2 separate regions of the Mus musculus genome follow, and region 1 is linked to region 2. The links are chromatin loops, found by intact Hi-C in ENCODE. Cell type or tissue: heart. All regions are shown on one strand. Each heading gives the region's core, and the rest is flanking DNA. Links, peaks and the distances in the headings are about the cores only.

Region 1 (9,746 bases), core at 1,215-9,214, 250 kb before region 2:
GGAGTTGGTTCTTTCCTTCTACCACGTGGGTCCCAGGGATACAACTTAGGTTGCCAGGAATGGCAGCAAGCACCTTTACCCACTGAGCCATTTCACTGGCTCAACATATTGTAAATATCTTCTTATTCTTGTGATGAGGCCAGGTTTGGTGATGGCTCTGAGGAGGGGAAGACATGGAACTAGAGTCAGGGGAGGTACCAGACATCCTTCTCCAGTGCTCCACACTGTCACAGTCCCTTCCCTCTGAAGAGTTCAACACTCCTCCCCACCCCCGCAAAGTTCTGGCCTTTTCCTTATCCAGCCAGTCCCACGTGTCCCTGAGAGTCCCCAGTGGGCTCCCTCCTGGGGTTTTGGGAGGGTCTTTGTAGGAAAGGTGATCCTAGCAAGGAGACCTAGGGGAGGGAAGGCATGAGGGGCCATCTCAGCTAGGAAGGGGGACAGTACCCCTTTTCTTAGCCCTGGGCACCCCTGTCTCTGGGATTTATTTCCAGGAAGGAGGAGTCATTCCAACTTGGACAGAACAGTTCTGGCTTCTGCCCTCTCACCCTGTTCAGGCAGAAAGGCACATCCTTGTGCCCACAGAGGACAGATAACAGCACAAAGACTTGAGTTGGGGTGTCAGATTCTGGGTCCCTCAATCAGCTCATGGTACCTTTTCCCTCCTTCCTAAGGTATAATATGTGTGTGTGCACATATATATGCATATGTGTGTCTATGTATATATATATATGTACATATATATACATACATACATATATATATATATATATATATATATATATATATATATATATATATAATGATAGAACATACTTCTATGTATCGCTCAGTTGGTAGAGTGCATGCCTCACATGCATGAAGTCCTGGGTTTGATTCCCAGCACTGTGTAAAACCTGGCATAGTGCCATACACCTGGAATCCTAGCACTTGGGAGGTGGAGGCGAAAGATCAGAAGTTCAAGGTCATCCTTAGTTAAGTTCAAGGGCAGCCTGGCACGGCTCATCACCAGCACATTCAGCTGAGTGTAAGCTTTTGGGTGGCGACTGGACTTTGTTTGAGATTCTACCCTTTGGTGAGTAGCATAGTCTTAGATGTTACAGCTTCCCAAATAAACTTGGAGAAGTTGGGCCAGGCCAAGCACTATTGTGCCTCCTGCAAGCAGGCTCTCCTGGCAAGTGAATGATGGATTGTAGGTTCCGGCCGACCCCAAGCTGACTCCTAGAGATGTTTGCTAAAAGTGCTTCTGGCTCTGTTGTGACATGTGTTCTTGGAGGCCTGCCATCTGGGCAGGGAAAGCCCAGCTTTATAGATCCGTGCAGCTTTTTAGAGTATGGCAGAAAACCAGGCACCCACCCCCCTGTCCCTCAGCAGTCCTTAGACACATGATCCCTGCCTGGCAGTATGTGAGTGCAGCCAAGGAACGAGCCGGGCAGGACAGCCTGCTTTGTGCTGCTCTAGAGCACAATGGGTATCCAGAAAGACCCACCCAGCTCCACGAATCCACCAGCCCACTTAGACATTTCTACCACACAGAAAGTCAGAGTGAGAGGCACGGTAAATAAAGGTGGAGCTCAGAATCCAAGAGCCACTGTGCAGAGGAAGCTGTGTAAGCCTAGACTAATTTTAATTAAGCTAATATTAACCGCAGACAGTGGCCAAGTGCCACCAGTCACTGTTCCAGGAAATGGGCTTTGGTTTAATCCTCAGAAGGCTTGTGGTAATGTTAGCATTCCCATTTTACAAACAGGGAAACTGAAGCTAGAGGGACTCAGTGATCTTTCTAATGTCACAGTGAGTGGAGCTGGCTTCCCAGTGTGAGACTCACACCCCCTAGGGCTATGAAGTTGGGAACTTTTTCCAATGTCAGATTTGGTCTCCTCACTGCCAGATGGGGAACTTCATATATCACTAGATGGTTGGTCCTGCAAAGGAGGGGCTAGAGCACTAGAGAAGGCAGGAAGCTCCTGGGGTGCAGAATTTAAGGAGGGACTCACTCTGGCGGGTGAGTGACCCGGGTGTTTGCTAAGTGCTTCACCCGGTTTCAAGCTCTACTTTTATGTTGTGAACAAGAGGCTCTGCCATCTGTTGTCCGTTTAGTTTGACATTCCAAGGTAAGGAACTGCTGGGGAGGTTGGTTTGGAGTTTTGGGACCTGAAACCCCAATGCAGAAAGATCTCATCTGCTCACACCATTCCTGCAGAAGCCTAGCACTTACTGGATGAACCTGGTCTGGTGCTTGCAGAGCAGGGCTGCCTGTTGTGGGCCAATGGGAAGAGGGCTTCTTCTTATTTCTCCAAACCCCACTGGGCTGAAATGGACAGATGACAGGGAGTACACTCCTGGGGAAAGAGCTGGATCCTCAGGCTGCACGGGAGCCTGGGTCGAGTGGCTTGTCCCAAAGCCACAGACAATCTGCCTGTTCTAGTGGCAAAATTCTCCCTCCGGGTGCAGGACACCTTTCCCAAGTGTGGGACCCCACCTCACTTCAAGGGAAGGAAACACCCCACCACCCCCACCTCTGGCAAACAGGGAAGCAGGAGTGAGCCCCTCATATCTTGGAAAGGAGTAGGGGTGACCAGCAGGTGTTCCCACCACCTGGCTAGGACCCACTTACAAGCACACGAGGTGTAGTCTAAAGTGTCACCTGACTGAAGACTTCCAGGTGGCTCTGGGTGCAGTGCCAGGCCTCTGACACCCTATCATTAACATGCACCCTCCTCTGCCCCCCCCCACCCCCCATCTCATCCCCTGTTCGAAGACCTTGAAGTCTACAAGAAGCCCCGCTGGTTTAAGTCCAGCCTTTGGAGTTGACCACAGCAGTCCAGCCTTTGGAGTTGACCACAGCATGGCAAGTTCTTACTCTGGGGCCTGGCTGTCTGCACTTTACCTGGTGCAGCTCAGCTTGTTCTGCACACTGAGTTCTTTGCTTTTCTAGCTTTCCCTGGGTATCTATCTGTACTCAGCTTGTTAAAAGCTCAGTTTGGGGCATATTCCTGGTCCCCTTCCATCCTGGGCTAGCTTCGCCAGCCAGAGCTTCTACAAAGAACAGGTGCAGAGGCCACGCTAATCGGTCGGTCAGAAGGAAAAAAAAAAGGGGGGGGGGAGGGAGAAGGGAGTCGCGAGGGGTTAAAAGGAAGAGATACAGAAAAGAGAGAGCGGGGGAAAAACGGTAAAAGAACGATAACGGGTGGATGCAGAGTAGGGAAGTGAGAAGAGAACAGAGGGAATTAAAGAAGGCAACCGGCAGAGAGAAAGCTAGGAAAAAGAGCGAGGGAATGCGCGCGATCGCAGGGTCTGAAAAGAGGTGGGAGGGAGAGGGAGAGCGGAGGGAGGAGGGAAGAGGGAGGGGCCGAGGGACGCAGGGGGGTGGGGGCTGCCGTGGCAGCAGTCGCAGCGGCTCCAGCCTCCTGCTTGCTCACTCGTTCTCAGTGCCCGGAGCCGGCTGCCCGGCTCGGGGCGGTTCGCAGCTCCCTCTCCTGCCTGGGGACCTGAAGCCGCTCCGGCTCCGGGGTATAGGACCGCGCGACTGGCTGGCCCAAGCCCGGGGCGCGCCACGGAAGCAGGTAGATGGTTGGGTGGGGTCCGCGGGGACCCGGAGCCTCGGAGCACTGTGGGTGCATTGGGTCGGGGTGTGGGTTCCAGTTCAGGGGAGGGGGCTTTGCAGCGTCGCGACTAACTTTCCACCAGCTCCGTGGGTCCTCCGTGGCCAGGTCCCGGCTCTAGAAGGCGAGTTTGGCGAGGGGCAGAAGGTGGATGGCTGGGCTTGCGGGAGCGCCCGGGGGTCTATGCGAGACGTAGAGAGCCTCGGCTGGGCCAGGCGCGCGTCCTCTGGCCGCAGTCAGGACGCAGCGGCCGCCGCGTCTCCACGTGCGGGGGAAGACCCGAGAGTCGCGGTGCGGGTGTCCGGAAGAAGGAACCTGCCAGCTCTGCGCGAATCTGGGGTCTCCCGGCCGAGAGCCATTCTAGATGTGCGGGACCTTCGCCCCGCACCGCGTCCTTCCGACCCGGGTCCCGACGCAGAGCTGCGGGGCCGCGCGCAGGTCCCCGCGGAGCCCAAGCCCAGCCGGTGCCACGCGCAACGTGGACTCACTCTCTTTTTTTCCTCCTGATCCTGTCTACCCACTTTCACTGAGGGAATCCCGGACGCCCTGCAGTCCTGCGGGTCGCCCCTGGCTACATACCTCCGACCCTCGGCGGAGACCCCAACACCCAAAGTTAAAAGAGAAGCGAGTCCCTCTTCCTGCGCTCGTGGGCGGCTGTCCCGAACTTCCTAACTTCTCTCCCAAACGCGGGCGGTAGTGTTGTAGCTGGGCACACAGTGGTCCTGGTGGCAGCCCTGCGCAGGCACCTTCCCCTAAGACTTGATTTAGTCTTTTAATTTTTAGGAGGAAAAAAAAAAGACTTGAAAAATAGGTAAAACCGTTCCTTCCCGGGACCAAGGTTGCGAGTGGGACGGAGTCACGATCGGTCTGTAGTCTGGGAGCTCTGGGTCTCCGCCTGGCGGGCCCCAGAGCCCTCGAACCCCAGATGCTTTTTCCTGGAACTGCCTCCCACGCTCCATCCCACTGTCGTCGCGTCTCAGAATCCGTCCCCGTGAGTGCCTGCTGCGAGGCCAGCCGGCCTCTTTCCGGGCTGGTGATGCTCTCGAGAAAAACCGGTCCAAGTGACTGGGATCAGATTCTCCCACGCCTGGTCCCTCCGGGAGCCTATACAGCAGGGCCTCCCGCAGGTTGGAGGATGCTTACCAGGAGGTTAGGGCTCCCCGCCTTCCCAGCTCTCTGTGGCAAGGATACTTGTGCCCAGCGCATCTGCGCCCATCACTGTCCTGGGGGAAACTGGGGTTAATGTCCTGACCAGGTGGTGGCGCGCGGCAGGCTGCCGGGACCGTCCCGAGCCTGCCCCGATAGTGTTTTGGCTCCGGGAGTCCAGTGGCTGGATTCGCCGACCCTCATCTCTTTCCAGCGTTCGGTCTTTGTTGGACTGCAAGCCGAAAAGATCTTTTGTGAGGCTTAGCGGAGGTTTAGAAGTAGCAAAAAAGCTGGAGTTCTTTGCAGAGAGGATCATCTACGGGCCATCGCCCCCTCCCTGAAGGTTGGGTTCAGTGTCCCAGAGCATTGACATTAACGCCCAGCCTAGGATGTGAAGCTTAACCTGTTTCTTTGGCGGCTTTTCCTGCGGTGTGCACCAAGCACCGGGCTCTTGCTGTTGCTCACACATTGTTTAAGCCCCTAGAAAATTGAAGCCTGTAACTGCAGTCCTTCCCTTTCCTCCCATTCTGCAGATCAGCCTACTGAAGCCCAAAGAAGTGAAGGGACTCCCTTAGAGCTGACTAAGGGAAGTCTTCCTGCCTAAGGGCTGGGCACCTTTCCTGATTTCCCCCGTTGATTTCCACTTTCTTAGTGTTAGGCCATTGAATGATGAAAAGGCTGGAGGGCCAGGAGGTTGGAAGGTTAGAGGCAGGACACCGTGGGTAACCAGCATCTCCCAAGAGGAGCCATGTCTACTGTATGCCAAGTTTGTGCTTTGCCTGTCTGCTTTAAGATGCCACGGACCTGCCTCTCCGGTGGCCTGTGGGGCACACGTGGAGGGCACAACAGGGGTTGCTGTGTAGCAGAGTCCGGCAGGCACTCTCAGCTGAAACCATTCCCACAGGATCTAGAGTGAGCCTCACGCACTACTACGGGAAGAGAAAGATTTCCCAAGCCAAGGTTTCACTGCTAACCTCAGGCAGTGAAACGGTGTGGGTCAAGGAGAACTCAAGTTCAGCACTTGGCCTACAGGTCCACAACCTCTGTGGAAGGGGAAGGTTAGCAGTTGTCTCTGAAGGCAGAAGTCAGTGACCCTAGGGCCAGGGAGATGGCTGTGGAAGCTGCGGAAGCTGTTACCCCCCTCTCTCCTGCTTGTTTCCCCCCCCCCCCCCGCAAGCTTCCTAGGTTTCACGGAGGCTTCACGCATTCCTTTGCTTCTGCCAAGCCTCACTTATAGAAAGCAGGTGCTGGCAAATGAGATGGTCCAGCCCAGTAAGGGTGCTTGCGGCCAAGCCTGACAACATGAGTTCAATCCTGGAGACTCACGTGGTGGGAGGAGAGAGCTGATTCCCACAAAATTTGTCCTCCTGCCTTCACATGCTTGCTGTGGCATGCACCCTCTCTCCCTAAACACATACATAAACAGACAAGTGTAGTAGATTCTAGGTGCTTGGGTATTCTAGGCTTTGTATGAACTGGGCCTTTCCCCTCCTAGGGACATCTGGTCAACCCTTAGCTCTGCAGCAACTCCTTGGGCCCAGGGACTCAGCCAAGCATGGTCCCCAGCTTACTATGCCGACACCCCAGGTCCTACCCTCCTATGCTTACAGTCTAGTTTCAAGGACAAGGCACATAAACACATAAAGACCTCTGAAGAACGGTTGGCAATGTAACAAATGACCCCAGCCTCACCTCAAGGAGTGACAAGATCTGAAACAGTTGGCCCTGAAGTTTGGAGTGTCAGCTGGTTTTCAGGGGTGATCCAGGACAGCTGTATTGCTGACGTTATTTGTATGTGGCACTGGAGAGCAGCCTGAAGAGTTTCTGCTGGTCAGAGCATGGCAGGAGGGAGCAGAAGCATGTCGGCAACTGTGATCTTGCTAGGTCTCCATAGAGACTGCTGCCAGGTGACTATGTACCTCTGAAACTCCAGCACCAACAGCTGCCTGGTAAGCTCTAGAGCCCCACTGTACAGACTGATAAGTGGAACCTCGGGTCTGTAGACTGGGACAACTGTGCAGTCTAGGGGACCCAGAATTCAGGTGTCCCTGACGAGTCCCATTCAAGTTAAAGTGCTGATCTCCTGAACTGGGGGATGACTCAGTAAAGTGCTTACTGTGCAAGCAAGAGCACCTGAGTTTGAGTCCCACCCAGAACCCTCATGAAAGGCTGAGTATGGTGATATGCCCTTTGTAATCCCAGTGCTGGAACTCACCAGATAGACAGACTGACAGACAGACAGTTTAGCCTAATGGATGAGTCCCAGGTTCTAATGAGAGACCCAGCCTCAAAAACAAAGTGGACACCTCTTGAGGATGACACCTGAGGTTGGCCCCAGCCCTCTGCCTGCATTCATGCACCCACATGTGCAAATGCACACATACAAACACATAAAATAAATACGCATAACAACTGGAGCCCTTCTGTCTGTCTGGAAGGCTGAAGGCGTCATGTTTCTGCAGGGGGTGGGGGGGGGGAGGGCTTAGAGCAGCCCAGCTCCATGGACTCACCCTCAGTGGCGTGATTCAGTGGGCCTGGGGTGGCCTTGCTAATTGCCCTTTCTTTCCAGCTTTCCACCATGCTGATGCTCTCACTGTGAGAACCACACTTTAGGTGTGGACAACAGAGGAAAGGGACTGATTTTCTTGGAGACTCTACTGGAGTGGCTGGGGGTGGGGGGAGCTGGGACAAGGCTGTGATTTAGCACCAGGGACTCCCAGGACACTCTTATATGCGGTCCCATCCCCCCACTCCCCAGGTGGCCGTTGAATTAAAAGAATATTTTATCTTCATCAGCACACACACAGAGAATATATTGTCATGTAATTAGGGAATAAATAGGTGTCATGTGTTGGCTGCAGACTCTGTGCCCTGTGGCTCTGTGGGGGTTTATTAGAGTGGTGTTATAATTGAGAAGGTGCCATCCACTCCCGGAGCCCCTTATGAAACTTGCATGGCCAGGGTGACCATTGTTCAGAAAGGTGTGTCTTCTTCATCTAAAAGGAAGGCAGTGGATTGGGGAGGCAAAGGCAGAATGCTTGCCAAAGCTTGTTGGAATCTCAGCGCTGAACAACCCGGGTGTGGTGGCACAGGCCTCCAATTTCAGCAAAACAAGGGTGGAGGCAGGAGGATCAGGAGTTCAAGGTCATCTTTCACTAAGCTGCAAGTTCAAGGAGAACCTGAGCTATGTATGTGAAAACCTGTCTCAACGTCAAGGAAGCAAGGGAAGGTGGAAAGAATACAAGAAAGACGGAAGGAAAAGAAGGAAGGGAGGAAGGAAAGACAGGCGAGAGTCCGAAAGATGCTTCTCCTGATACTGAACTAACTGGGCTTTATTTGACAGTTGCCTTGCAAGGTGTTCTTAGGGAACAAAGGAAAAAAAAAAAAAAGAAAGAAAGAAAAAAGAAAGAAAAAAGAAAGAAAGAAAGCAAGAAACTGCCTGTTGGAACAGAACAAGGCTTTGAGGAGTCTGCAGCACATGCTGTTTGTTGACACCTTCTGTCTGTCTGTCTGTCTGTCTGTCTGTCTGTGAGTTGGAGCAGTATCTCAGCAGGAGGGGGAGCCTCTTCCACTCACTGATGGGGCCCATCTACCATGTGTGTTAATTAGGCCCCAAAGAAAAGAATCATAACAGAATTGTTCTCCCTAAATGCTGGTATTTTTCATCTGGATTCTATTTATTGATTATTTTACAGTCGAGAAGGAACAGCAATCCATGTTTATTTCTTTCTTTATTTTTTTTATAACAAATAAAGCTAGCTGCAGTAATTATGCAGCCACAACATGTCGTTCTGGAGCACGAGGCTGGAATTTATTCAGCCCGAGTCAAACATTTGGGTGAGATCTAATTGAGAAAGACGTTTCCAAGAACAAATATTTAGGAATTCGAATTTGTGCTGATGGCCTTTTGGGGCCAGTGTGAGTACCTTGCATGTATCTTGATCCTTGAAGGTGGAGGAAGAGGAAGAAGGACCGACCAGTGGTCAGTTATGGTAAGACCACTGTCAGAATGTGAGGCAGAAACTTGGGATTAGCCAGGCTCAGAAAAGGGAAAAATGATCCTGTTAGAGATGGCGAGGGAGGGGAGACTCAAGATCAAATATAGATCGAATCTTTATTGAACGCCCAACCTTGGGGTAGGCTCAGTGAGGGTGGGGAGTAGGACTAATATATCTCATTTATCATCCGTAACAGCTCAGGTAGCTATAGAGACAAGAGCCCTTGACTGGAGAGGGTGTCAGAACAGCAAGCAACAGAAGACCTGAACTCTCCTAGCAGGAACAATAAGGGACTTGGTATCTCCTATAACAAGAGGTCTAGGCTATTTCCTGCTCCAAGGTTGTTTCTTTCAGTGGCTTGGCTACATCATCGAAGATTCAGATACTTTTCATCCTTTGTTCTCAAGGTCACAAAATGGCTGCAGTGGTTCCAAGTCCTCAAAATCATGTACAGTGGCAGAAAAGACACAGAAGGGAGCCTTTCCCCAGGCTCTGATTAAACTTTGCCTCTTGTCTTCTTGGCTGAACTTGTGAGTTCAGTGCCATGCCTGCCCTAAGCAGAGGCAAGGGGAAGAGATGTTTACAGTTGGTCTAGAACAATCTTGATGGGCTATGGAGTCTCAGAAAGGAACAAAATTGGACAGGATCAAAAGCATCAAGCTACAGAGAGTTTAAGACCCGGGTTTGGGGGCTGGAGAGATGGCTCAGTGGTTAAGAGCACTGACTGCTCTTCCAAAGGTCATGAGTTCAAATCCCAGCAACCGCACGATGGTTTACAACCATCCGTAATGAGATCTGATGCCCTCTTCTGGGGTATCTGAAGACAGCTACAGTGTACTTACATATAATGAATAAATCTTTATAAAAAAAAAGACCCAGGTTTGAGTCCTCTCTACTCTGCTCTTCCAAAGGTCGTGAGTTCAAATCCCAGCAACCTCATGACTCTGGGCAAAGTATTTTAACCTTTTGTGCCTCGGTTACTCATCTATATAATGGGATT
Region 2 (9,746 bases), core at 700-8,699:
TCTAAACAAGGTACTGATGGGAAGTGACCCTCTGTTCTTCATCCTGCAACCCAGGCTGGCTTCAAACTACTGTATAGCGGAGGATGACCTCGAACCCCTGACCCTGCTGCTTCTACCTTCAGGGTGCTGGGATTACGGATCTGTACCACCAAGCCTGTTTATGCTGTGCACTCTGCCAACTGAGCTACAGCCTTAATTGTCATCTCTGTGGATGATGGCTAGCTGCCAGCATCCTGCATCTCCCTGCACTGACACCAGGCCTTACCCAGCAGGTAGCAGCCCAGACTCTCAGTCACTTCCTAGCTGTGACTTGAAATAAGTTATTTATCCTCTCTGAGCCTCCCTTCCTTGTCTGAAAAATGGGGATAGTAATAGCATCCATGACCCTAAGTGTGAAAAGTCAACTTGGCACCTGCAGTACACGGCCTGGTTGTATAGTAACTGCTCCATCAAATATGGCGACAAACTGAGAAGCCTGTTTATAGCGAAGTCACGAAGTCACGGTGGAAGAGAGCTGTCAAACCGCTCCCTGTTGTGAGGACCCAAAACCCACAAGGCTGGATCCTGGAGTCTGAAGGGGTCAGGTGGGAGGGGCTGAGCTGCCGGCCTTGTACATCTGGGTATCCCTTAAGCCCTGGGTAGCTGCTCAGAGAAGCTGAAAAATCAGCAGAAACCAAATATAATTAGAGAGCAGAGTCCATGAAAGGGTGAAGGGAAAAAAAAGCCCACCTACGTGAGGTTTGACACGGCCTGGCTCAATTGGTCAGAGTGCGTAGATCCACGGAGGAGCACCAGGCCCCTGTAATTGCAGACTGATCGCTCTACTTGCCTTCAGCAGAGTAGATAATTAACTCTCCCGGCTCCGTCTCATTTCCCTATCACCACTGAGGAATGAGGAGTTTTTATGTGAATTTTTCCAGATAACTGAAGTTGATCCCTGTGGTCCCTAACATTTTTTCCCATTGAGTTACTCTGGGGGAGAAATTTCTCTGCGATGGGTGACAAGCTTCCTCGCTTCCCTGGTCAGAACTGTTTAACTTAGCTCAGCTTCCTCCTGCTGGCTCAGATACCAGCGGCTGTGTGTCTGTCCTCTGATGGCTGCAGGTAGCTGTACTTTCTTAGTCTCTGTGTTTTCTGTTTATTTCCATGCTTTCCTGTTTGGACACAAAGTTGTCGGGGTGTGGATGTGTGTACATGTGTGTACAGGTGCAGATGTATGAGTATGTGTGTGCGTGTGCGTGTGCGTGCGTGTGTAAATGCCACAGTATGAGTATGGATGTCAGAGGACAACTTTCCAGAATCTGTTCTCTCCTTACACCACTTAGGTCCTGGGGCTGAACTCAGGTCTTCAGTCTTGGTGGCAATCACCTTCATCTAATTAGCTATCCCACTAGCCCACCACCTTATTTTTGAGACAGTCTCGTACTGAGTCTGAAGCTAAGTTGGCTGGCCAGTGAGATTTTGAGATCTGTCTGTCTCTGCTGTACAAAACCGAGGTTGCATGCTTAATGTGGGGATTTGAACTCGGGCCCTTCTGCTTTCACAGCAAGTGCTCTTACCCACTGAGCCATCTCCTTAGCCCTGCCTTGTGGTTTTAGGAGCTTCATAGCACTGGGACACAAATATAGGCATGTTTATATTCACATCTGTTTGTAGTGTGAGGAGCCGGAGTTGTAGTCTCATGACTTCTACAATGTCCTAAGCCACCTTTATTCCTATACTGTCATGGAGTGCTGAGTTCTGTGATTCTGTGTCAGCCACACCCCACGATAAACCATTTATCTCCAGAGATGGCAAGTCACCTCTTGCATGTTGTATAAACTTTCCTGGCAAGACATTTAAAAAAGAAAATCTACTTACCTGAGATGAGGCATCAAATAACAGATTCCACAAATGAAACAAAGTAACAATTTCACCAAAGTGCAAATTGACAAAACTGTGAGTTTAATGGGCTTATTTCCAGAACAGGAATGAGAAGTCACTGAAAGGAATTAGGGGGCCACATAACTGAAAAAGTCTCACCCTCGCTTGCATGGATGACAACTTCCTCATAGCTACAGAGATGGAGTGTCTCCTTTAATTAACCCACCCCACCCCCTGTATACTCCAGAACCCCCCAAGACCCCAAGCATCTGGGACAGAAGTACACACAGCTAGGAGGGAGATGTAGGAAGGAGAAACTGGAGGCCACACTCTCATCTGTGGAGGAACATCAACAGGCCTGATCTTGATGGTTCCTGCAAGTGGTCACAGCAGATTGGTGAAGGTGGCAGTGTCTATTATGCTCAGAGAACAGTGCTCTACAACACGTCACCCCTAGGCACTTGGGAGATACCAAGGGGACAAGTGAGGGATGAGAGTGGCTAAGTAAAGCTCCAAGTCCCTGTGACAACATTCTGTCTCCTTATCCAGGACACGGTTTTGTTATATTCTGTTTGGGGCTGTTCCAGAGAGAATGGAGGTTACTGCCAGACATGGCAGGTCACACCCACAACACTTTGGAGGCTCAGTAAGTGTTTGAGGCCAACTTGAGCTGCATAGTGAAATCCTCTCAATAAAGAAAAGAAAAAATTAGGAAGGTATGGATTTGTACCTGAAATGCAAAATGTCACTAGGTACCCAGTGGGACATGAAGGGATGCTACTAGCTTCAGATTTTCAGTTTCATGTAGGGTCACTGTGGCCCCAGAAGATGTAGGAATTGCTTGTCTAGATCCTGAGGCTGCTCACAGTGGTGGGTGGAGAAGAAACAGCCAGCTCTGAGCTATCACTCATCTGCTTTACAGCCACCCTCCAAGCTTCCCATCTTGGAATCCCCCAGTGAGTCTCCCATGGACCTGAGCAAAGACCTGGAATCAGAATGCTTTTGGGCTGCCCTGCAACAATGTAACTTCCATGACCCTCTGACTTGCGGTCTATAACTTAGAGAATGAAGGGAACCTGTGAGGGTTAGATACTGTTCCTGCATCCAACTTCCAGGATGGGGCCTGGCACGTGGGGAGATTTAAACAGCCCTGTCATTGTTATAATGGAATCACAGCACATACACGTTGAATGCTAACTATGTGCGCTTGGCAATGAAGAGAGAGGGAGGAGGGGTACCACTCACTGGTTAAAGTGCTTGTCTAGATCCCCAGGACTTATGTAAATGTCTGTGGGTGTGGAGGCTGCCTGTACTTCCAGCTTTAGAAAGTAGAGACAGGGATCCCCAGAACAAGCTGGCAGGGGAGACTAGCCACATCCACAAGCTCTGGGTTTGGCTGCGAGACCCTGCCTCACTGAATGAGGGGAAGGGTGACTGAGGGCGATCCCTGACTTCACCTTGAGCCTCCTTGAGCACGTGTACATACACACATGCGTGTACATACACACATGCAAACATGCATATATACACATTCCAAACTGGGAAAGAGAACGAGTGAGCGCACACACAGTGGATAATTCTGTCAGTCTTCTCACCCGCTGGGAAGGTTTCCTGGAAAGAGAGTGAGCTGGGGGATGCTGCACTGCTACCCTTCAGCTTCTCTGTCCCGTGAGCCGCTCTCAGCATGAGAGGAGCCTGTCACTCTGAGTAGACTGGGAAACTGAAGGCGATGTCCACTCATAGTTTGGCAGCCCAGTCTATTTGTGTCAATATTCAAGGCACAGATGAAGAAGGCCACAGATGAATAAGCCAAGATGAGGGGGTGTGGATCAGAGACTCAGTAGTTCTGTCTACTGCAGGGTAAACAGATGCAGGCTTCTGGATAGTGACCCAACCCACTATCAGGAGAGATTTGTGTGACCCTGGCAAAGCTGGTGGAGCGCCAGCATGTTCACAGGCCACACCCATCTCTGCCTTCTTGTGCCTGCTTAGCACCTGAGTGCTTCTGTGTATCTGTTCACCCCAAGGACACCCTTCCCATACCACTCACCTGACCCTTTCCTCCCAGGGTCTAAATCCTAGAAAGCTTGGGTACAAAGATCAGCTGGCCATCTGTGCCCACAGGCAGCAGAGCCACCCTCCACTCCAGCTTGCCCAGGGCTGAGGTGCTCTTTGGAATTGAGGACTTTCGGTGCTGAAAGCAAGACAGATGGTCCTCTGGCAGGCAGACAAGTGAGCCATCTTTCACTGCCCTCTTGCAATGTGGAGCCCTCACCTGACTGCCTTAACTGGAAGCAATCTTTCTTGCCTAGAAACAGAAATCCTAGAACAGTATTTGTGCCTGTCATTAACCAAACTCCACTCCCACTCAAAGCTCCCAGTTGTTGGGGGACGTCTTATATTTGTTGTGCCCTGAGTGCACCAAAAGGGTCAAAGTGGGAGGTGATAACAGGCTGGGTAACTTTCCTGAAGTTCTGGGCTACTCTGTCCCTTTCCGTGGCTTAGAATGCAGGTCTCCAGAAAGCCATCAGTCTTGGAAACATTTAATTACAGGAATGGATCTCCTAGGTTGTCTGTCACCTCCCAGGGATACAATTTTTTTTTCCTGCTCTTTCTGAAGGAGCTTGGGCAGTGAGGAAATTGAACTGAGGAAGCAAGTAGGGGGCCTGAAAGTATTCCTGGAAGGGAGGAGGAGGAGGGAAGGGAGAGCCAGGGGTGTGCACAGTGAGTCAGAACCGTCCTTAAGTAAATGAGAATGTGAGAGGTTAAGACTGTGAGTGGGACAGAGAAAAGAGGGCTTCACAGGCCGACATGAGGCTGGGCCCAGCTGCCTGGAGAGGAACAGGGTCACAGAGCAAGGTGGCAGGCATGGCAAGAAAAGGTCCAGCTGAGAGGAGTAAGGATAGATAGACCAACCAAAGAGAGCTTCCCAGAGACAGAGGGAGGCAGAAAGCTGTGACCAGGTTTGCATTGGAGGAGGTGCCCGTGGCATCGATTGAAGTGAGCAGCAGCGCTGGAAGGCCTTTGAGGCTATGCCTTCTTTAGCTCCCGTGAACACTCGGTGGCTTGGTGGAGCCTGACAGAGGTCTCCAGATGCCAAGGACTCCATCCAGATACCCGCAACAGCTTGGTCTCCAGGGGCAGAGGAGATGGTAAGGCCAAGTGGACCCTCGTTCTAAGGAAAGCTCTGACCCAGAGTATCCTTTTTTGCAGGCTGTGACAGCGAGCACTGGGGTCCCCACTGCAGCAACCGGTGTCAGTGTCAGAACGGCGCCCTGTGCAACCCTATCACCGGCGCCTGCGTGTGCGCCCCGGGCTTCCGAGGCTGGCGCTGTGAGGAACTCTGCGCTCCTGGTACTCACGGCAAGGGCTGCCAGCTGCTCTGTCAGTGCCACCATGGCGCCAGCTGTGACCCGCGCACTGGCGAGTGCCTCTGCGCTCCTGGCTACACAGGCGTTTAGTGAGTAGCGAGGGCGTGGCTTGGGGTGGGGCCAGGGCGAGATCAGGACTCCAGGGGTGGGGAAAGAGGGGTGGGGCAGAGCCAGGAGACTCTGCTGGATGCCCAGCTGGGGACAGGGTGGGGGGGGGTGGGGGGGTGTAGGGAGGTGGGTAGCGTGGCCTGAATGACCCTGGTTTGGAACAGGTCAGGGCTGTGGCCTGGAGGCTCTCACCAGGGCTTTCAAGGCTTTTGGGCCACTTCTTAGCACCCTAGTAGGCAGGAAGAGCAGAAAGTCCCGGTTGTGACATCTGCCCTCTGACCCCAAGTGCCCCAGTGTCTTTAAGTACCCAGGCCTCACCCCTACAAGTCTCAGATTCAAGCCCTTAAATACCTGGTCCTACTGGAGACAACTCACATGGCCAGAGGGCCCTTCCTAGTTAAGGGACACAAGTGAGTTTGACCTCCTCTTCTAACTTTCATACTATGCCTGTTTGCCCCATCCTAATTGGGCCTGGTTAGAGCCCATCTGATGTATCATGTGCAGATTGGCCCCTCACTTCTGTGTCCTGGGGAAGCCATACTGATAGGGATTCCCCAGGGCAGCTTATTGGACACTCTCACAGACAAGACTGGTGCTGTCTTTCCAGCCCAGCTGAGGCTCTCTAGTGTTCTCTTAGATCCATAGCAGAAGCCAAGGATGCTGGCCATAAGACATCCTGGATTGACAGGCTCTCCTGCCCCAGTATCTGATCAGCTCCCATGAGGCCATGGTCATTGGAATGAGACCCAAGGCAATGATACAGACCTTCCCTACACTCCCACAGTGGCTGGTCCCCACACATGGCAGCTGGGAGCCTCTCAGAGCCCAGGAAAGACATTCCTTGGAGTTTCCAGCTTTTACCTTTGAAAACAGGCAGGTTTTCAGGGGCTGGAGAAATGGCTCAGTGGTTAAGAGCACTGGCTACTACTCTTCCAGAGCTTCTGAGTTTAATTCCCAGCAACCACATAGCAGCTCACAACCATCCTATAATAGGATCTGATGTCCTCTTCTGACATGCAGGCATACATGCAGAGAGAGCACTCATACACATAAAGTACATTTTTAAAAAAATCTTTAAAAGAGAGGAGAAGAAATAGGCTAGTTTTAAAAGGCAAAATCCAGGGCCACATCTTAGCACTGTTGCTTGTGATTTTTTTACCCATCTGGCGTGCCCTTTCACCCTCTCCGTGCAATCGTGCAATCCTGCAATCGGCTTCACCTTCAAAGCCTAAGTAAACCATCTTCTTAGGGAAGTCTCTCAGCCTCCTCCCCAGAACCTCTGAGTGCTGGCCCAAGTGCCCTACAGTTCAATATATTATATCTGTCTCCCCCTACTGGCAGGGATCAGAACATCCATGCTTACAGATGGTGGGGAGGGGTTTCAGGCTCTCAAGTCTGCAGGTGGGCTGGTTGCTGATGTCACCCACACCTGGGGGGAGGAGTCAGGTGCCTGGGACTGAGCACTAGGTTGCTTTTGGGAATTCTGCTGTCTGACCTCTTCCTCTCGCTGCAGCTGTGAGGAGCTGTGCCCCCCTGGGAGCCATGGAGCTCACTGTGAGCTGCGCTGCCCCTGCCAGAATGGAGGCACCTGCCACCACATCACTGGCGAATGTGCCTGCCCTCCAGGCTGGACGGTAGGTGGGCCCTCAAGATCTAGGTGGGCACCGTAAGATGTTTTGGCACCATGAAAGGCTAAATTCCCCCCACCCCTACCCCTGTTTATAGTCATAAGCTGTCATGTGACACTAGCAGTGAAGAGTCCCAGGTCTAGGGTCTGTGTGGCTGAAGGCAAGTTACTTAGCCTTTTTGAATCAGTGGCAATGTCTAGGGCTGCACTTGTAGCCCAGTTGGTAGAACACATGCCTAGGATGCACAAAGGTCTGGGTTGATCCCTAACACCTCAAGAAACCAAACTATAATTTCATCATATGGGAGGTGGAGGCAGGAGGATTAGAAACTTAAGGTTATCCTCGGCTATACAACAAATTCAAGGCCAGCCTGGGCTACATGAGACCTGTCTGGAAAATAATGTTTTTAATTAGAAAGGAAGGAAGGAAGGAAGGAAGGAAGGAAGGAGATTGATTGACTCTGGATTTGGGTCTGGGTACCCTAAGGAGCTTCAGGTGTGGCAGAGGGGACTGGGAAAGAGGAGCCGCAGCAGGGTCCGTTCATCTGGATTCGTGAAATGTTACCCTACCTCACATATTCATGCTGACTCTGTGACTGCTAGAATCTGTTATGTTCCCAAGTGCTTCAGGTACCTCTGCTGCCTCCTCTCCTATCACAGGTCTCTCCAGTCCAGGAATCCCCACTATGGGAAAGTAGGCAGACATATAGCCTCACCATGGAGGCCTGCCTTCAGGTGATATGTCTGATGTTGCTCCCCCACAAACCTCCCTGACTCTGGTCTCAGCTTCCCCACATACAGGAATGACTTGCCTTCAGTGCGCCTTGCTTGGGCTGGCTATCATGGTAGGTGAAGCCCTCAGGTGAAACTGTGTATCCAAGGGGCTTGGCAAACACCAAAGCCTTTTATACCTACTTGATATATACCCCCTGAATGTCACAGCCTAACCACAGCCTGCTATCAGCTGCCACCATCCCCTGTTAGCACCTCCCTACAGACCCAAGCCCCTGAAAGACTGCCAGCCTCGGGGGCTGCCCTTCCCCACTGTAGCCCCTGTAACATGCCCCACTTTGGGAGAGGCTCAGCCAGTTGCTTCCCCAGGGCCTGAGGACAGGGCTGCTGAGCAAAGCAAGATATTTCAGGAGGCTTTCGACACCAAGCTCCCAAGGGCAGCTAGGAAGGACATCTGCAGACCCACGATGCTTCTAGACAGGGAGAGACCTTAGGAATCCAGTGTGACCAAATATGGCTACATCCTGGAGTCAATGAGGAGTCAAGAGGTCATACTTGAACCTCTGGAGTGCCATCTTTAATAAGCTCCCCAGGTGACTCTGAGGAAGGCAGTGTGCCGACACAACCTCACTTGGACGCCATTGATCAAGAGCAAGGGGTTGCCTCCTGTTGCCATAGAACACTTTAGCTCCTTGGGGTGAGTGGGGAAGGAAGAAGCCTTGACATTGGTGACATTGGTACTCAGGCTCCTACAACTCTCGGTATTGGCATTCTAGGTCATAGGTCATGGAAGCAAAACCAGCCACAGCTTGAGGAGTCTAACACCATGGTCTGGCCATAAATGCCATTCTTGAATCAGGGTGTTTAGAGCAGGATAGTGTGACCTGCCATGGGCCACAGTGTTGGTTAGGAGTGAGGTGGAGTTAGAACCTGAATCTCAACTCCAGAACCATCTGACTCATGTTCTCACTCTCTGTCTCTGTCTCTTTCCTCCCTCTCTCCCTTCCTCTCTCTCTCCTCCAACCTTCCTCTCTATCCCTCCTTCGGGCTCTCTCTCTTTATCTCTCTCTCTCTCTCTTTCTCTCTCTCTCTCTCTCTCTCTCTCTCTGTGTGTGTGTGTGTGTGTGTGTCTTTCTGTGTTTCTTTCTTTTTCTTCTCTATCATTTCCTTTCTCTTTCTCCTCCCTCTGTCCCTCTTCTCTCTCTCCACTCTTCTGAAAGGACCAAAGGATGAGATCACTTCTCATCTGTCTACTTCTCCCACTCTGACCTGCTTTTTGGAAAGGCTTCTATCACCAGTCAGGTTCCAGGTATCCAGTGCCCACCAACAGGGTTCAGGGAGCCCCATGAATCATGGAGGGAGCCCTGAACCTGAGCGGCATCTTCTGAGATGCTCCTACGGGCCGCTGGACTTCAGGGATGGAGGAAGGAGAAAGCTAACCCATAGCGGTGGTTCTCTTCCTAACACACTTTTTCAGGTGACAAGAAATCTGTCTATAGGAAGCTTTGGTGCTGAGGACTTTGTTTTAAATTTTATGATAGACAATCGCATTTCTATTTTCGACATAGCATTGAACTTGCAGATTTGCATGAATTATTAATACCCCAATGCATGCCTAGTCACAATGTAACTTCAGCTTCAGATCAGGCCTGAGGCTCCTCCTAGGGAGAGCAGGGGCCAAGGAAAGGCTGCTGAAGGAAATGGTCACTTGTCCTTATCTTCCATTGCCTGACTTGCCACTGGTCCTCATGGGGACTCAGCTGATAGAATGGTACTCACTACCCCCAGACTGCTGGGACACAGGACAGAGAAGCTTCTGTGAGGTCTGGCCTCTCTGGCCCTTCAGGCCACTGGCCCCCAAGAATGCCATAGGCCCCTCCACTTGCCTGGCTATACTGAACCCAATGTGGGCAGGCGTGTGCCAAGAGCCTGGGAGCTTTCTCCCTGAGTCTGAGACCTTGCAGAGCAAAGAGGGTAACTGCAGGTAGGTGGCTTGATGACAGTGGACACTGGGACACGCAGGAACCAGGAAGTGCTACAGTCAG

What was found. A loop is a pair of places that touch in the nucleus more often than their neighbours do. Peaks named below come from ENCODE experiments on the same cell type or tissue, not always from the same donor. Only the 100,000 strongest peaks of a DNase experiment are listed, where the experiment ranks them.
Region 1: a loop joins it to region 2, with 5 times the contacts of the local background. A loop is called at or near these places in 24 of 42 quality-filtered maps.

Annotation. Positions count from the first base shown.
Region 1 is chr9:64,382,266-64,392,011 of GRCm38, forward strand. Megf11 (multiple EGF-like-domains 11) reads left to right here and starts at 3,361. Exons shown (of 25, transcript NM_001134399.1): 1 at 3,361-3,563. In heart, for the core only: a CTCF peak has its summit at 4,861; no DNase peak of the experiment used is centred there; H3K4me3 peaks cover 2,435 bases; H3K27ac peaks cover 964 bases; H3K27me3 peaks cover 7,375 bases.
Region 2 is chr9:64,633,159-64,642,904 of GRCm38, forward strand. It overlaps Megf11 (multiple EGF-like-domains 11), which reads left to right. Exons shown (of 25, transcript NM_001134399.1): 6 at 5,077-5,323; 7 at 6,856-6,976. Among named protein-coding and RNA genes, the nearest start is that of Gm36311, 48 kb to the right of the region's middle. In heart, for the core only: a CTCF peak has its summit at 6,690 (motif pointing left); a DNase peak (open chromatin) is centred at 5,223; H3K4me3 peaks cover 669 bases; H3K27me3 peaks cover 4,849 bases.